Linked DNA regions of Mus musculus: all the other regions are linked to region 2. A link is a loop called in an ENCODE intact Hi-C map of the cell type or tissue named here. Cell type or tissue: heart. All regions are shown on one strand. Each heading gives the region's core, and the rest is flanking DNA. Links, peaks and the distances in the headings are about the cores only.

Region 1 (5,973 bases), core at 564-5,563, 250 kb after region 2:
AAACAAAAACAAAAACAAAAAGGTCTGAAAATATACATAAACAAAATTTTGTGGACCAACTGATTATGAAACTGCTGTTTCATTTTTGTTATTTTACTTTTATTTTATTTTGCTTTTGTGTATGGATGTTCAACAGTGGCTGGCCTAGAACTTTTTATTTTAGAGCAGGCTAGCTTCCAACTCAGAGTTTCACCTGCCTCTGTCTTCCAAGTGCTGGAATTAAAGGCATGTGCTGTGCAAGGCTCTATTTAATTTTTGGTGTTTTTTTTTTTTTTTTTTTTTTTCCGAGACCGGGTTTCTCTGTGTAGCCCTAACTGTCCTGGAACTCACTCTGTAGACCAGGCTGGCCTCTTTTTGTTTTTGTTTTTGTTTTTCGAGATAAGGTTTCTCTGTATAGCTCTGACTGTCCTGGAACTCACTCTGTAGAACAGGCTGGCCTTGAACTCAGAAATTCACCTGCCTCTGCCTCCCCAGTGCTGGGATTAAAGGCGTGTACCACCATGCCCCGTATTTGTTTTGTTTTTAAGCAGTATTTATGTATTTCAGGGGGCTCTTGCCCATGCTCTAGCCCAGGTGCACCTTGAACTTGTGATTCTCTTGGCTCTGCCTCTTGAGTAGGTAAAATCACAGGCCTGTGGCTTGGTTAAGATTTTTTTTTTTTAATTACCATTTGTAGTATAACTGGTCTCACACATTCCAAGATTATTAAGGAACATTTATATTTATATAAACATTCATTCATTTACTTTTGAGATACAGTTTCTCTGTGTAGCCCTGGCTGTTCTGGAATTTGCTCTGTAGGCCAGGTTGGCCTCAAATTCAGAGATCCCACTGCTTGCACCTCTACCTCTGCCTCACAAGTGCTGGGGTTAAAGGCTTGCACCACCACTGCCTGGCCACTAAGAGTATTTATAGTTAACTTTGATAAGGCTACTTTCAGATGATAGCTGAGTATCCTTATATTGGTGTCAACTCCATCTATACAGACTTACAAAACCTTAAGAATCTATGCTTTATTTTTAGCTCATGAGTTACTTGGTGCTATTTATGCTGTGAGAACAGGATAAGCACAGTGTTTACTGGAAACACCTCATGGGGGATGGAGACTTTGATTTATTATCTTCTAATTTATTATTATTATTATTGTCATTTTTTTCCAAGACTGGGTTTCACTATGTACCTCTGACTGTCCACTATGTAGACCAGGCTGGCCTTGAAACTCATAGAGATCCATCTGCCTCCATGAGTGCTGGGATTAAAGACATGTGTGACCATACTCAGACTATACTTTTTAAATACAAAATGTCTTCCACAGTTATAGTCTAAAGGTTAGCCTTAAATATTTCCTCTTAAGGGACTTAGGAAAATCCTCAGGGCATGTAATGACAGTACTAACCATAACGAAAACATCTGTTAGGCACATGTAGTCTTCCTCAGAAAAACTGAACTTTGTTGAGTTTCTTAGATCAGGAAGTATTATTTATTTTTATTTTTATGGCAACTTTGAAAGAGACTCTACACAGGATGGCCAATCCATTTTGTCACTCACTCACTTGTCCCTTGAGGCAAGGTCTCATTATATAGCCCTTGCTGGCCTGAACCCTCTAAGACTTGCAGGGATCCACGAGCCTCCACTTCCTGAGTGCTAGGGTTAAAAGTCCATGTCACCACACCCGGTCTCTATTTTGTCATCATTTTGTAACAGTTTCTGACACAATAACTTCCAAATAAGTACAGGTTTTATTTTTGAGTAAGGATAGCACATAGGGCTGGCAAGATGATTCAATGCTGGCCTTAGGGCATGCTGACCTAAGTTCCATCCCCAGGACCCACTTGTGGGATCCAAGTAGTAGGAGACGAATCAACTCCTAAGAGTCGTCCGTTGACTTCCACGCGCTGAGGTGCACACTCAATAAATAAACAAATACAATTTAATCTAATTTAATCTTTTTAGAGCCAAATACTTTTCGTAAATTACCAAACTGAGCCTTTTCCTTCTCTGGTTAGTCAGTCTTTGGTCTTCTGAATTAATGAGAAAAATTTTTGAGTGTTCAGGATACTTTCATATTTTAAAATTCAAGGATTAAATATCTTATATTTTTTTGCAAGGGGCTCGAGTTGTGGCTGACTGGAAACGTCTAGGCTTATGCAGCCATGCAAGTTTATTACGAGCAATACGAACTATATTGTCTCAATTTCAGTAAGGCAATATTAGATGATTAAAATCGTTTTTGTTTTTTGTTTTTGTTTTGTTTTACCAGAAGAGACAATCAGCTCTTGAAGTGCTAGGGCTGAGTCTGCCAGAAGCACCCATTTACATTTCTGTGTTACAAAGAATGACAGGTCCTTTGCACAAGTTGGTAGTGATTCTATCAGTCATTTCTCGCACCTGTTAGGTTGAAATTATTAGCATTATTTTTTAAGCCAGAGCTGAAGACGACCGACCAGAAAGAGATGAAAATCGAATCACCACCCTAGGGACATCTGTTAATGATACTACACACTGTGCTTCTCGTCTTACAAAAATAGAACTGCAAACTGGATTTCCTAGGATGTGCTGGGTGGCCGACATTTTCCGTGGCAGGGGTTTCACACGTTCCAGATCTGAATGGATATTAAATGGCTGGGCGAAATGCCAGGTAGCCCTTTCCTGTCACATTAAACAGCAGTGAGAACGGGCGGGGTAACCCTATTCTGTTCCGGCACGGAACGCGGTGGCTCGGACCAAGGGCACGCTGACGCGCAGGTAGCCCGGAGCTGCGTCCTGGAGACGCCGCCCGCCAGCGAACAGCGCCACCGGCTTCCGCCCTAAGCGCCCAGGGCTCCGCCGGCCTCTGCGGCAGGGCCGCGGAAACCCCGTAGGAGCAGGGCGGCCGAGGAGCGCGGCGCGCGGTCGCGCTGCTGCAATATTCTTCCGCCGAAAGCAAAGAGTCCCAGACCCGTTCCCGATTCGTGGATCTCCGGGAACGCTGTAATACCAAGTAATAGTGAAATGTGGATTTTGTCATCGACTCCTGTAGGGCTTCACCTCCGGTAACAAACTCCAGGAGTACAATTTTGTGGCTTCCGAAAGGGGAATAAGGAAATTCCTCCGCGAGAAACGGGTTCCGGCCGCGAGCCTATAAAAAACGGGCGGCGCCGTCCGCCTGTCTTTTCAGTCGGGCGCTGAGTGGGTTTTCGGATCATGTCTGGTGGCTCCGCGGATTACAACAGGTACGGCGCTCCCGGGGCGGCCGGTGGCCTGTAGTCAAGGTCACTAGGACCCGCGTTGAGGTGGGTTGCTTGGCGGCCACACTGCAGGTATGCGGGCTTTTTCTTAGGGCACACACTTCTCCTTGTGCCCTTCGAGAAGCTTCCATGATGGTAAGACTCCAGATGTTGGGGAGACAGGACGGATACAAGAACGGAGTATTAAGGATGCCCTTTCTTAGGACACATTGTGACATCTTGGCTGCTGCCCCTCCCCGTACGGGATATGGCAAGCGGAGCCGTGGCGCAGACTGCTTAGGGGCGGGTAACCGGGACCCGAAGGTTTATTGGCGGCCAGTGGCGCGAGCTGGCGTTCTTAGGGTTCTGTCGAGATGGGAGATTGGACGGCCAGGGGACGATCACCCTGGACCGTGAAACGGAGCGACGGAGCCGTTGGCATGGACCTGCCTGGGCCTTTCGGCGTCAATCACGCCGGCTTGCGCAGAGTTAGGGGCGGAGCTCGGCGCGCGGAGCACTCGCGAGAGCTTCGCTTCCCAAGCGGGAGGGCCTGGTCCTAGGGCACTGAGTAAAGGGGCGTCTATACTTAGGGGTCCAAGTCCCAAGCTGTTGGGGAGGGCGAATGGCGCTTCGCAGCATTGCGGCCGGTTTTGAGGCGTTTTCAGCAGAGCACAGGGGCGCGGAGGGGAATGAGGTACGGGGTGGAAGGGCCCTTTAAGGGTCTCTGCGTGGCTTGGAAGCAGTATGTCTAACTGCAGTGTTGTTGTCAGCAGAGAACATGGCGGCCCAGAGGGAATGGACCCCGATGGTGTCATCGAGGTAAGGAGTGGGTGTGGACGTTAAAGGTTTGGAAAGGTACATTTTTTTTTCATGTCTTATTCATAGTTTCATTATTAACTTACAGAGCAACTGGAATGAAATTGTTGATAACTTTGATGATATGAATTTAAAGGAGTCCCTTCTTCGAGGCATCTATGCATATGGTTTTGAGAAGCCTTCAGCTATTCAGCAAAGAGCTATTATCCCTTGTATTAAAGGTAAAACTCTATTGCCGTTAGGATAAGTGCTCTGCACATACATGGACCGGAAAAGGGAAAGTGACCTTTGGGGAAGTACTAGCACCTGATTGTATTCCTTAAAGTGAAATGATGGCAAATCATCTTTCGGGACTGACCTGAAATGAAGAGAATACTCTTGCTGATCACTTATGTGGGCGTAACTTTATGTTCCAACTGGAATACATGGTGTATAGTAGAAGTAACGATTTGATGTGGGATCGGTAAATATGTATCCTACTTTTTTTAGGGTATGATGTGATTGCTCAAGCTCAGTCAGGTACTGGCAAGACAGCCACATTTGCTATTTCCATCCTGCAACAGTTGGAGATTGAGTTCAAGGAGACCCAAGCACTAGTATTGGCCCCCACCAGAGAACTGGCTCAACAGGTATTGATAGTGTAGTTCAAAAAACTGCTTGCGTGTTGCATAGGTTTCAGGTTTCACAACTGTGAAGAATTTAAAATTAAAACGTATAAATTGTCCTAGTCCTGTGAGAGCCCCCATTTTAATTGTCCATGCATGCAGGGAGTTTTGTTGAAAGCTAAGCAGGAAATGGGTATTGTAGGTATGACTTTAGGGATTGATTGCACCTCAACAGTTAAACCCATAGGTTTCTCAGGGTGGATTATATCTGTACCCATTTAAAATTTGGAATGCAGTTGTGCAACATGAAAACTGCAGTGACATGTTAAACATTTGACTGTCTCAGTAGTTTGTGATGCATCTGTTGCATGCTATGTTTTCAAAGCACTGCTATATTGGCTTTGAAGTAATACTTCCTGATGAAGCTGCAAGCTTTATTCGGGTCAAGATTATAAGGCTCAGTGCCTTGTGGGAAAAAATACCAATATTTGCCCTTAAAAGCATTTCACTACACAGTGGAGAATGTAGAAATTGATTATTTACGTTCCTAGTTGGTGTTTGAGGTAACAAGGTCCCAAGTTTAAAAAGAGGAGGGAGCATTAAGTTTAAGGTGAATTTTAAGCTTGAAATTAGTAAATTTTGTGCTATGCATGCATAAAAGCTGTTGGCATATATAATAGTGCAATTATGCCTTTAAGCTTAGTCTTAGACCTAGGTTTTATAGAATAACTACCATTTTTGGCTTTTAGATCCAAAAGGTAATTTTGGCTCTTGGAGATTATATGGGAGCAACTTGTCATGCTTGCATTGGAGGAACAAATGTTCGAAATGAAATGCAGAAGTTGCAGGCTGAAGCCCCTCACATTGTTGTTGGTACTCCAGGGAGAGTGTTTGATATGCTAAACAGAAGATACCTTTGTAAGTAGTGAATCTTAATGGTCCTTCTTATCAAAAGGTTATGAGAACTTGGTGATGCAGTATGACTTTCTTATTAACAGCTCCAAAATGGATCAAAATGTTCGTTTTGGACGAAGCAGATGAAATGTTGAGCCGAGGGTTTAAGGATCAGATCTATGAGATTTTCCAGAAATTAAATACAAGCATTCAGGTAAAGTTTATTTCTTCTATTTATTTGGGGTTAGGTTTCATGCAGGTACAGTTACAATAAAACTGAAGTGTTCTATTGTCGTTCCCCCTGCTTAAAGCATTTGATACATTACTATCTCTGCCTAGCTCTACCATACTAAGGCAGAGACGCTTGGTTTCAAACATTTTCCCGTCTAGCATTTGCTAAAAAGATTATACAAACTAAACAGATAAAGACAAGCATTTTATTTTTTAAAGG
Region 2 (5,973 bases), core at 313-5,312:
CCCAGTTAAATGTTGTCCGTAAGAGTTCCCTTGGTCATGGTGACTGTTTAGAGCAGTAAAACTCTAAGACACACTACAAATCAACAAAATGATGGAGAGTAATACTTATTTTCATTGATAATTGAATTTCTATTATCTTGATCCCCCAATCAAAAGACACAGGCTAGCAGACTGGATTAAAAAGAGGTAGGTAAGATCTACCTTTTTTGTTGCCTCCAAGAAATGCATCTCACCATCAACGACAGATACTACTAACCACCTTGGGGAGAAAGAATGGAAAAAGGTATTCAAAAAAAAAAAACAGATGGGTGTTGCTAATTTAGTATCTGACAAACTATATTTCAACCAAATCTATTCAGAAAAGATAAGGTCACTTTTAGTCAGCAATAATCAATCAAGAAGATGTTACTATTACAAATCATATATTCCCAAAACACAGACCACCCAATTATATAAAACAGATACTACTATAAATAGAGACAGATAGGATTGATTGAGAAGATGGCTCAGAAGTTAAGAGCACTGGCTGTTCTTACAAAGGACCCAAATTAATTCCCAGCACCCACGTGGCAGCTCACAACTGCCTGTAGCTCCTGTTTCAGGGGGTCTGACTCCCTCACAGACATATATGCAGGCAAAATACCAATGCACATAAAATAAAAATAAACTTTTAAAAAGTAAATATTCTATAAAAGAAAGACAGAGAATAGATGTGGACACAGATTAGCTCTAGCACAATAATGGAAGAGTTAAAGACCCCACTCTTGTCAGTACACAGGCTATCCTGACAACAAATAAACAGCAGAATTCAACAGCATCCTACATCACATAGACCTACCAGACCATCTACAAACACCCCCAGTCTTCTCAATATCTCATAGAACATGTAAGATGCAGCACATAACAACACACAAAGCAAGCCTTAACAAACACAGGAAAAATGAAATAATCTCATTATGTAATCTGTCATCAATAGACTAAAACTAGAAACCTCCTCGAGAGGAACTATAGAACACACACTAACTCATCAACTTCAATTCCAAGGGATTCTCCATCCTCTTCTGGCCTTTTTGAGCAAAAAGGCATGCACTCACTAGGTTACATGTAGGCAAAGCACCTGTCTTAGTCAGGGTTTTACTGCTGTGAACAGACACCATGACCAAGGCAAGTCTTATAAAAACAACATTTAATTGGGGCTGGCTTACAGGTTCAGAGGTTCAGTCCATTATCATCAAGGTGGGAGCATGGCAGTATCCAGGCAGGCATGGTGCAGGCAGAGCTGAGAGTTCTACGTCTTCATCCAAAGGCTGCTAGTGGAAGACTGACTTCCAGGCAACTAGAGTGAGGATCTTATACCCACACCCACAATGACACACCCATTCCAACCAAGTCACACCTATTCCAACAAGGCCACACCTTCAGATGGTGCCACTCCCTGGTCCAAGGCTATACAAACCATCACAGCACCCATGAACATCAAAATAAACCTTTTTCTTTCTCATTGAGGTTTTGGCAAAACATCAATGTTTGTTCCAGCACTATTCACAATAGCTAACTTACAGGATGGACTTAGGAGTTCAACAAGAGAATAAAGAAAATGTGGCTTATGTACAATGTTTTCTTCCAAACCATAGAAAATGCAGCTATAGGATACAAAAGATGGCTTAACCATTAAAGGTTAGGCTCACAAGCAAAAATTTAGGAATGCAATTTTGTTGTATACAGGAAAATGGATATAACTGGAGATAACTATCTTGTCTAGATGACTATCTTGTCTCAGAGAAACAAATACATGTTTTATCTCAATGTGTGGCTCCTAGATTTTATATAGGTACTTAAAATCACATATGTGTATATGGCAATGCCAAATCACCTAGAGAAACAAAAGGAATAACAGCACAGAGAGAAAAAGGTAAAAATATATACATTATACAGTTTGACTATACAAGAAAGTACCATATACAATGACTATACACAATGAAACATTTTTAAAAGGAAGGGAGTTGATTATTCTGGAACATGCTACGATATTTAATAGGTGAGGATATATATCATTAAATTAGACAGCTTTGTAAGTTACCATAGACTTGGCCTTTTACTTTGAGTGCAATGAAAAGCCACTAAAGGTTTTAAGCAGGAGAGGATGATTTGACATAGTTTTTAAAAAGCGGGAGTGCGCTGGGGATAGTTCAGTCCATAAAGCTTGCCACTTACTTGCCATACAAACAGGGGGTCTTGAATTCCGCCCATTGTAGCAACTGCAACAACAACGTCCTGGATTCCCAGCACTCAAGAGACAGAGACGGTTCTCGAGCTCCTGGGTCCACCAGCCTAGTCTAATCTGTGATCTCCAGGTTCCCTAGTGCGCTCCCGAGTGCACACAATCATAGGGTGGAGAGCAGAGGAACTTTAAAATAGTGTATCAAGATATGAAGTTTGGAGGCAGGGAGATCGGTTATGAGACCTTTGCAAGCAGGAGATAATTATGACTCAGAGGTGGAGCTATAGTGGACAAGCACACATTACGGTTCACTGATAAAAATCTGAATAGGTTATGCAGGAAGCTAAGCTGAGAAGCTGTCCTAAACAACTAGTTGTCTGAGGTAAACAAAACTGGAGAAAAGAGCAACCGATGAACAAGCTCTAGTGCCTTTTATTGATTGCATGCTTGCTGTGTGCAATTCTGCTAGGAAACTTGCAGGAAAAAAAAAAGTTTAATTAATTCCCAACACTGCCAGAGAACGCTTTGCCTTAGTTCTGTAGAAAACAGGTTCGAAAGTGGGGTGGAGATGGGGCTGCCTCACCGCTACGGAGTGCTGGAAGCCGAATCTTAACTTAAGTCGGTCTCTATGGCGGCGTCTCTACAAGGTACCAGGTCCCTCTTTTCCACGGTAGCGAGACTGTAATAAGTTAGTACTGGGAGAGCCTATCCCCAGGCAAGACGCCCCACGTACTTTGACACCTCCTGGGGTTGCACTTCGGTGAGCGCTCGCAAGTCACGTGTGCACATGGCGTAGCTTCCAGACTGGTAGTAAGACCTCTCTCAAGCAATTGGTCGGAATCGGGAAGGAGCCTCGCGATTGGTGGACATTCGGGTTTCCTACAGCAGCGCGCTCTTTCTCGGCTCCTAACTCTCTCCGGTTCTCAGCCGCTTCCGGGCGGCGCGAACCTCTGACGTTTTCTCTTCCCATTGGCCGGCGGACACGACGGCTGTTCTGCTGTCTGATTGGCTTCCCGCGCCGCCTCGGAGGTGAAGTGTACCGCGCTGATTGGCTGCGGAGTGGCGGCCGCGTGTGATGTCCCCGGCGGCGATTGGCCCACGCCTGGCTGCTCGCCGGCTCTGGGGCTCCCGGAAGGTGGCAGCTGAGGAAGGGGCGCGCTACCTGTCTCCGCGGCCGGGCAAGAGAGAGACCCCGGCGTGAGGCGGCCTCCCTGGGCCGGAAGGGCTGGTCAGCCGACGCAGCGGCACCGGAGGCTGAGAGGGTAGGACCAGGGGACGCCATGGCCCCGCAGAACCTGAGCACCTTCTGCCTGTTGCTGCTGTACCTCATCGGGACTGTGATCGCCGGGTGAGGAAGGGGGCTCCCGCGCGTGCAGCAAGAGGCCGAGGGGCGGCCCTTGCTGAGAAGGACGCGGGTGACATCGAGGAGTGAGGGAGGGGCACTGCCGGGTCGAGGGACAAGGGGGTAGTGTGGGCCAGGCTGGCGGTGCAGGGCCAGGTTTCCCCCAGGAAGAGCGGGGGTTGGTTGCAGAGCCAAATACCACGTTTGGGGATTGGAGGGAGTTAAGTGGCTGTGAGCAGAAGAAGGGAGGCGGACGTCTGAGGGATGAGGCTCTTGATGGAAATGAAGGAAGCGAGTGTCAAGCTGGGGTTGAGATTATAGATACGTCCTTGACGTCTGAGTTCCAGAGTGGGACTGTGGGTTACCCAGTTTGCAACAAGCCTCCAAAAGGCTGACACTAAAGTGGGTGGGCCATGATGCCATGTCAAATGAGGAGAGCAAGAAAGGAAGCCAAGCTCAGACTGAAGAAAGTTGGCTTGAGAGAGCAGCAAGACACTTTAGAGAGACCTTGTACTTCCCACCTTCTTGGGCTAACGAACCTGAACTGTCTTCTTGCCTCGCTGCCTCTCACCATGGTTCCTTCCTGAGCTGGATGGTCTGAGTGACAACAGTTCTCTAACAGGCGATAAAAACTGGGATTCTAGTCTCATGCCACTCTTAGGAATCCTACAAGCTTGAAGGAACTGTGTCAAGTTCCTGAAATCAGGGATAACTGTGCCAACTTTCAGGGAGAAAGAGCAGGCTTAAAGTTTCTCCCAGCATTTAAATGCATGCACGACCCTATAGATGTGGTGACTTAGGATATGGTATGTTGGACTTGTGTTCTAGAATGCCTTCACCCTCAATCCCTTCTTTGGGCTGATGAAAATAGGTGGGTCAGAACTCAAGGTCATTTTCAGCTATCGACTGAGTTCCAGATTTGCCTGGCCTATATCACATGCTATTTCAAATATATACATAACTGCAAAAATAAAAACACACCAAAAGCTCATAGATGTCAGATTTTGACAATTTATAGGTTGTTCATAATGGGAAACTCACTGCTTAGCATAGCTTTTAAAGTTATTTTCTTTATTTTGTTTTGTTTTGTTTGCTTTAATCTTATCATTTCTTCTTTGTGACATACTTTAAATTTCTCAAAGTTGACATTTCTTACATACACTTTATTGTTTTGTTCTTGTTTGATTAAGCCACGGAGTACCCAAGGTACATCAACATACGATTTTGCATGTAGGAGTTGAGGTATGCTGGTCTCCAACTCAATATGTAGCTGAAGGCAGCGTTGAACTCCCTCCTGATCCTTCAGTCGTCACTTCCCAAGTGTTAGACTTGCAGGCATGAACGACCATTCCTGGAAAATACTAATATTGTTAATACTATAGTCACTCATAAAGCAGCCTCTGGGGAAATAATGCTGACACTCAACTATATCAGCCCCCCCCCCCTTTTTCTTTCTTGTATTTTTCTGAGCTATCATTTAACCTTTTCACTCTTAAATCTTTCATTATTCTCTGACAGTTTCATATACACACATATACCTACCCACAACTCCTTGCTCCCCCCACACATATACTTGCCCTGGGCACACCCCAATATGTTCCCGTCCTAACTTCATGTACCTCTCTGAGTCCGGTTAGTTAGTGCTGCCTTCTCACATGGTGACTATTTGTATTGGCTTGCTCAGGTAGGTCTTGTTCAGGTAACCATATCTTGAGTGAATTCATGAATACCATTTGCAGAAGACAAAATTTGACAACACTCCTTCCCACCCTCTGTGTTTACATTCTTTCTGTACCCTCTACCCATGAACCTTCGGGAGTGTGGGAGAGGGGTGGAAGGTTGAAACACCATTCCATTTAAGATTGATGTCTCAATACTCACTCACTTATTCTCCATGCTTTGAACAGTTATGCTGTTGCATTAACTACTGCCCCTGAAGAAAGAGGTCTCTCTGTCCAAAAAGGAGAGTGGCATGGATTTAACCTTATATTCATGAATATAACATATAACCATGTATATATATTTGTGTGTGTGTTAATATAACATACTTACATGTTGTATCATAGATTGTATTTATATTATATCATATATTTCCATATATATTCATATGTAGTCTATGGATATAACCTAAATATTTACAAGGTAGTTTGACAACATGCCTATTTAACAAAACAACAGTAATAAGTTCATCCCTAGAGGCAGGCAGATCTCTATGTTTGAGGCCAGCCTGGTCTACAGAGTAAATTCCAGGACAGGCAGGGCTACTGAAAAACCCTGTATTGAAAAACAGAATAACAACAACAACAAAAAAATGTATGTAGTTGAGCTGGATATGGTTTTATATACCTATAAATTCAGCATTTGAGAGGTAGAGGCGGGAGGATCAGTTCAAAACAAACTTCAGATACAT
Region 3 (5,973 bases), core at 564-5,563, 270 kb after region 2:
GTACTGCATGATAAAATAATAAGCAGAATTTTATGTATCATAAAGAACAAACTTGGAATTAAAGTCAACTGCATGTGGAGGCTTACCTCTTTAACCCCAGCAAGGAAGAGACAGAGGTAAGTAGTTTTCTGGATTTGAGGCCGGCCTGACCTACCTAATGTATTGCAGGACAGTCAGGGCTACACAGCACAGTCAGTCCTTTTCTCAAAACAAAACAACAAAAAAGGGGGAACACTGCCTATAAAATCTCATAAAATCACCCCCCCCCCCCCCCAGTCAGGGTTTCTCTGTATAGCCCTGGCTGTCCTGGAACTCACTTTGTAGACCAGGCTGGCCTCGAACTCAGAAATCCACCTGCCTCTGCCTCCCGAGTGCTAGGATTAAAGGTGTGCACCACCACTGCCCGGCTAAAATCTCTTGAAAAGCTCATGAAGTGGAGTTAAAAATGACTATTTAATAACCTAACAAATGGCAACTACTTTGGTTTAAAATAAATAAATAAATAAATAAATAGCACACTTTCTCAGTTAATACATTAAATGGTCAGTACCATTTCCCCCCTCTTCAAGACAGAATTTCTGTGTAGCCCTTGTGGTTCTGGAACTTGCTCTGTAGACGAGGCTGGCCTTAAATTCAGAAATTTGCTGAGAGCTGGGATTAAAGATATGCGCCACCAGGACCAGCTAATAATTTTGATTTTAAGTCACTTATTAATTTTTATTTTTTGAGACAAATATCTGTGTACCCCTGGCTAGCTTGGAACCCCCTATCTGGACCACACATATCTGCTTGCCTCTCCCTCTCTAGTGCTGTGACTAAAGCTGTGAGCCACCTGCCATTATTTAGTAATTTTAAGAGAAACTATGACAAAGTTGTCTTTCCAAACTTTATGACTGAGATTTCTACCTAGTAAATTAACAAAACATCCTTTTATTTTGAGGCTACAGACATGGCTTAGTGGATAAGAGCACCCGCTGCTCTTCTAGAGGACCTGGGCTCAATTCCCAGAGCCCACATGGTAGCTCACAACTATTTATAACTCTAGTTCTATGGTATTTGGCGCCTTTTTCTAGCCTCTATGGGCATTCGGTACACACATGGAACACAGGCAATATATGTGTAGGCCAAACACTCAAACACATTAACTAGAAACAATTTAAAATTTTTTATTTGTTTTGTGTGTGTGTGTGTGTGCCTGTGGGCAACACATACAGATGATGTAAAGGGAACAAATATCAGAGGTCACGTCTCTCCTTCTACTACCGTGTTCGGGGACCAAACTCATGTTGTCAGGTTTCTACATCAAGTGTTTTTACCCACTGAGCCCTTTTATTGGCCCCAAATTCTCTGATCCACACCAGCGTAATTAATCAGGTTGGTACTGGGCAAGAATCATTGCGTGTGCTATAAAGGTCTGCCAGGATGAGGCAGGTAACAGTGAAACCGTCCAAGGATGTATGACAGGCACGTGGTGATGAAGGCTTCTCCAAAGGAGAGGCAGCATAAAAGTGAGCAAATGTGAGAGCTTGGAGCCAGAGCCGTCTGACTGGAGAAGCTGAACCCTAGGTCCTCCCTTCCCCACCTCCTTGTTAAAAAAAAAATTATATATATATATATATATATATATATATATATACATATACATATATATATATACACACACATACATACACACACATGCATACATATACACACATAGATAGATAGATAGGTAGGTAGGTAGGTAGTTTTGGAGTGGTAAGATGGCTCAGCAGGCAAAGGCACTTACTGCCAAGTCTGATGATCCAAGTTTGACACACGGAATACACAGGGCAGCTAAGAACTTACTCCACCTGGGAGTCGAAGCATGCTTGTGATGGCATGCATCCTCCTTCCTCAACGATAAATTTTAAACATGTGAAAACTATAGATCTATGGGCCGGAGTATAGAACAGTGGTAGAGTGCTTGCCTAGATTAAGGTTAGCGAGATTCCCAACAGGTAAGTGCGAGCTTTCAAAGCCCGATGATCTGAATGGGACCACCACTTGCTTTGCTGCGGGGACGGCTATGGGATGAGTTGGGGGCAGGAAGAGGGGTGATATAGATGAAGTACTCATATTTGAACTTCTCAATAATATTGAAACAGCAAAATAACACACACGAGGACCTTGTTTGACTTGTAAATAACCTGAAGATCCTTAGTGATCAAAGAGGTTCCACGTAGCTGACGGTTCTAGTATCATCTAGCAAATGACAATGTAGTGGTACTTAACATCAACAACAAGATCCCAACAAATTTCACCATATACATACAAGGATAAAAGTCAGATTTCAGTGGAAGTGTTTATAGCCAGCTCACAGAAACATTGCTTTCTTCGTTTCTGTAGGGCTCTAAAACTGTACACTTTATAAACATCTTAGGTCATCTATATAACTAAAGAATTAAATTCAACTACTGTATCACTCCAAGGACTAAGACTTATTATTGGGTGATACCGCGTCCCCCTACCCCTCAAAGGTGTGATCTAAATATAGCAAAGTCCCCCTTACATTAAAAAAAAAACCCCACTAGCACTTATTAGTTATTTCAACAAAAGTACAAGCAGTTCTTACTATTTTTCCACCCAAGGAACTGGTTTGACTTTCTTGGTTTCTCCACTGCTTCCTGCAGTGGCAGGTGTCCCCCGGTCCTTGGTCAGTTGTGCTTTGGCACTGACAGATGTGCCTTTCAGAAATGCCTGCATGGCTTCTTCTCCTGGGTATAAGACAAAAAGAAACCATTATGGGGCAGCTCCCCTTGAAAGGACCCCTAACTTTGTGCCTAGAGGGAAGGCGGAGGTCACATCCCGGTCCCCGCCAGCCTGTAAAAGGCTGAGAACACTCAGACCCATCACTTACAGTCGTCACCGTCCCCCTGGCACCGCGGTTCCCGCCACAGAACGGCGGCGAAAGGCATGGCGGGAGCGCGCCACGCAATAACGTCACTTCCGGCGCGCGGGTGCCAGTGACGCGCTCCCTTTTTGGCTAGCGGTGGCTAAGCTCGGCTTCTGGGTGCATCTGGGGCGTTCCGCGGAGGTGATCCTGTGTAGACTCCGCGGCCAGACCTCGGCCCAGCAGACACTGCAGAGCGCGGTCGGGGAGGAGCCGACCTAAGGAGAAAGCTTTGCTCGAAGGACCGGGCCTAGGGCGGGCCCACGCTGGGAGAGGCTTTCATTAAGCCAGTGGCTTCTTGGGTTTGCTGCCATCGTCCGTCAGCCCGGAGGTCAGGGCCAAGACGTGCTCACTTGACCCTTCGCCGGAAGGGGACACTGTGCGAACTACTGCCCTGCCCCCGATATTCAAGGACACAGAGCAAACTGCTTTTTAGAAGTGAAGCTAGAGAGAAGGCTCAGCGGTTTAAGAGCATTCACTGCTTTTGTGGAGGACTTCGGTTTGATACTTGGGGTTTTGATAGCCATCTGGTGGCTCACAACTGGAACTCCAGTTCAGGGGTCCAACGTTCCCTTCAGGGCTGCAGACCCTGAATACGTGTGCTGCACGTACTTGCACGCAAGCGGAATACTTAAACACACACAGCCCGGGACAGATGTCTTACAGTCAGTAAAATCAGCTTATTGTAGGGAGGGAGGACCATCTTCTATGGGCATTTTGTAATTCCCGAGACCCACTCAAAAACCTCGTGATCGGGCAGGAGATAAACTCATCAGTTAAAAGGACTTGCTGCTTTCCCAGAGGACTGGAGTTTGCGTTCCAGCATCTTGGGGGGGGGGGGGGGTGGACCAAGCGAAAAAGAAAGAATTTGAAAGCTTTGTAGTATATACCAACTGTCAGCAGACAGCTTGTCCTGTGAAGGATTTACTAGTCCAAATGAATCTTTCAGTTCTTAGCCAGCCTCTGCCCTTAGATGTCCTCATGTTAGCATAATAAGTTCCTAGTGTAGCTTTGGTAGCAGAGGTGGTTGTCACACGAGTCCAACAGCGACGACTGCTCCAGTAACTGCATTGCTGGGAGCTGAACTTGCCAGCCACAGGAGTGAAAGATAGTCACCCTTCCTGGATAGAACCCCTGAGCCCTCAGGGGGTTCAACTAACCTTTGCCCTACAGTGGATGAAATGTCATTGTTTCCACCAGAAGTAGAATTTGTCTAATTGTGCTCATTTTCTAGAACCAAAATTCTAAAAGGCTGCATTTCATCAGAAGCCTGTGCAGGGTTTGGCAGAAGTACACTTTCAGTCCCAAAACAGACCTACAAGGTCAGAATCTCTGGTGTCTGGGACTATGTATTTATAAGGTCTGTGGTTAGTGGACATAATGTTTCTGCTTCCTCCAAACCTCAGATGGAAAACCTCAATGTAATCAATCCCCGGTGTTGTCCTCAGTAATTCCAGGGTTAATGCTATAACAAGAGACTTTGTTCTTTTCGGTTTTCGTTCCCCCTTGAGATGGTTCTGCAAGAGATCCTACCAGATGGTGCTTAAGCTTAAACTTGCCAGATTTAAGAACTGGGATTCCAGTAGAGGGGCTGAAGAGATGGCTCAGCGGTTAAGAGCACTGACCTCTTTCCAGAGGTCTTGAGTTCAATTCCCAGAAACCACATGGTGGCTCACAACCATCTGTCATGGAATCTGAAGCCCTCTTCTGGTGTGTCTAAAGACAGCTGCAGTTTGAAGATGAGCTACGGTGTACCCGTATACATAAAAAAAAGTCTTCAGAACAAAACAAAACTAAGCATAGCTGGGCGTGGGGGTGGCATGTGCCTTAAATCCAGCATTTGGGAGGCTGAGGTAGAGGCAGTTGATCTGAGGACAGCCTGGTCTACAGAGCGAGTTCCAGAACCAGAAAACAAGCCTTAAGTAAGTATACATTCATTACAAATTACCCAGCACAAGACAGAGTGCATTGCTTTTCACTACACTATTTGTTATTCTAACTGAATTTCCTCCATAAAATAGCCCACTTATTGTGACTGGGGATGAGAACGTAAACTATGCAGGAATAGCCCAACTGAAAAATCTCCATGCTGTTTACCACTGTAAAGGTGATGGGTCCTGGCCTGGGAGAATGAAGTCTAAAATGAGGTGGGCTAGTCTCATGCAATAACTTTATTCAGAGCACCAGATAGTTTATAACCCTGAGAGTTAAGAATAAGCACAGGAGAAAAGTGTACAATCATAAGGATAAGCCACACCTGGCAAAAACATGTTTTTTTCCATAGAGGCAGAAAACAGCAGTAGCCAGTTGTAATGAATGATTTGAAATGAATGCACTCCCAGTGCGCCTGGGAGGGGCATGGAAACCCATTCCAAGAACAGTTCCGTGTTTTGAAGAAACTGAGGATCACAAACTCGTCTTTTCTTGGGGTATTGCCACAAGCACACAGAATTCTCACAACTTCATTCTTAGTGTTCTGACACCTTTTACTAGGAAAAACCCACTGCTTATGAACAAATACAAAAACCACGTGTAAGAGGCCCACAGGAGGCTGGCATCATCTCTAAGCCAGTGGTTCTCAACCTACCTAATGCTGAAGCATCATTTTGTTGCTATTTCATAACAGTAATTTGTTACTGTTATGAATTGTACATATCTGTTCTGCAGGATATATGACCCCTGCGAAAAGGTCGTTTGGCCCTTTTACAGATCGATTGATCTAGCTATCTAGATAGTCTGTCTGCCTATTTATCTATCTATGCAGGGATCAGTTTCATACTTGGCAGCTTCAGCCTGTTGGGTAATGTCACCAGGAGCAAACAGGACAATAAGAATCTGAGATGAGATCACATGTGAATGTCAGAAGGCAAGGCTGGCCCCTGTGATGAGATGAGACACACAGGACAGAATGTGGACTTAAGGGCATCTGGGAACAGAGAGATGGTGATTTCCAAAGTGTTGGCACCAAGAATGTCAGGAATAGCAGCAACCTAAATCTGCCTAGCACTTTTGAACCTCTAACACAGGAGCATCACTCACTTCATTTTTACACCACCACCCCC

Evidence for each region. Peaks named below come from ENCODE experiments on the same cell type or tissue, not always from the same donor. Only the 100,000 strongest peaks of a DNase experiment are listed, where the experiment ranks them.
Region 1: it touches region 2 in a loop (6-fold over the local background); 8 of 42 quality-filtered maps call a loop at or near these places.
Region 3: a loop joins it to region 2, with 4 times the contacts of the local background. A loop is called at or near these places in 8 of 42 quality-filtered maps.

The regions. Positions count from the first base shown.
Region 1 is chr16:23,104,608-23,110,580 of GRCm38, forward strand. It overlaps Eif4a2 (eukaryotic translation initiation factor 4A2), which reads left to right and starts at 2,861. Exons shown (of 11, transcript NM_013506.3): 1 at 2,861-3,213; 2 at 3,981-4,026; 3 at 4,112-4,244; 4 at 4,513-4,652; 5 at 5,378-5,546; 6 at 5,627-5,736; 7 at 5,973. The coding sequence starts at 3,185. It overlaps Snord2 (small nucleolar RNA, C/D box 2), which reads left to right and starts at 4,346; the gene lies at 4,346-4,413. It overlaps LOC115488690 (a small nucleolar RNA gene), which reads left to right and starts at 5,776; the gene lies at 5,776-5,900. In heart, for the core only: a CTCF peak has its summit at 2,792; DNase peaks (open chromatin) are centred at 2,794, 3,144 and 3,644; H3K4me3 peaks cover 3,333 bases; H3K27ac peaks cover 2,986 bases.
Region 2 is chr16:22,854,541-22,860,513 of GRCm38, forward strand. It overlaps Tbccd1 (TBCC domain containing 1), which reads right to left and starts at 3,129. Exons shown (of 8, transcript NM_001081368.2): 1 at 2,805-3,129. Dnajb11 (DnaJ heat shock protein family (Hsp40) member B11) reads left to right here and starts at 3,305. Exons shown (of 10, transcript NM_001190804.1): 1 at 3,305-3,569. The coding sequence starts at 3,502. In heart, for the core only: no CTCF peak of the experiment used is centred there; a DNase peak (open chromatin) is centred at 3,151; H3K4me3 peaks cover 2,840 bases; H3K27ac peaks cover 1,990 bases.
Region 3 is chr16:23,124,807-23,130,779 of GRCm38, forward strand. Rfc4 (replication factor C (activator 1) 4) reads right to left here and starts at 2,924. Exons shown (of 11, transcript NM_145480.1): 1 at 2,879-2,924; 2 at 2,594-2,735. The coding sequence starts at 2,724. In heart, for the core only: a CTCF peak has its summit at 3,441 (motif pointing left); a DNase peak (open chromatin) is centred at 3,005; H3K4me3 peaks cover 2,375 bases; H3K27ac peaks cover 1,885 bases.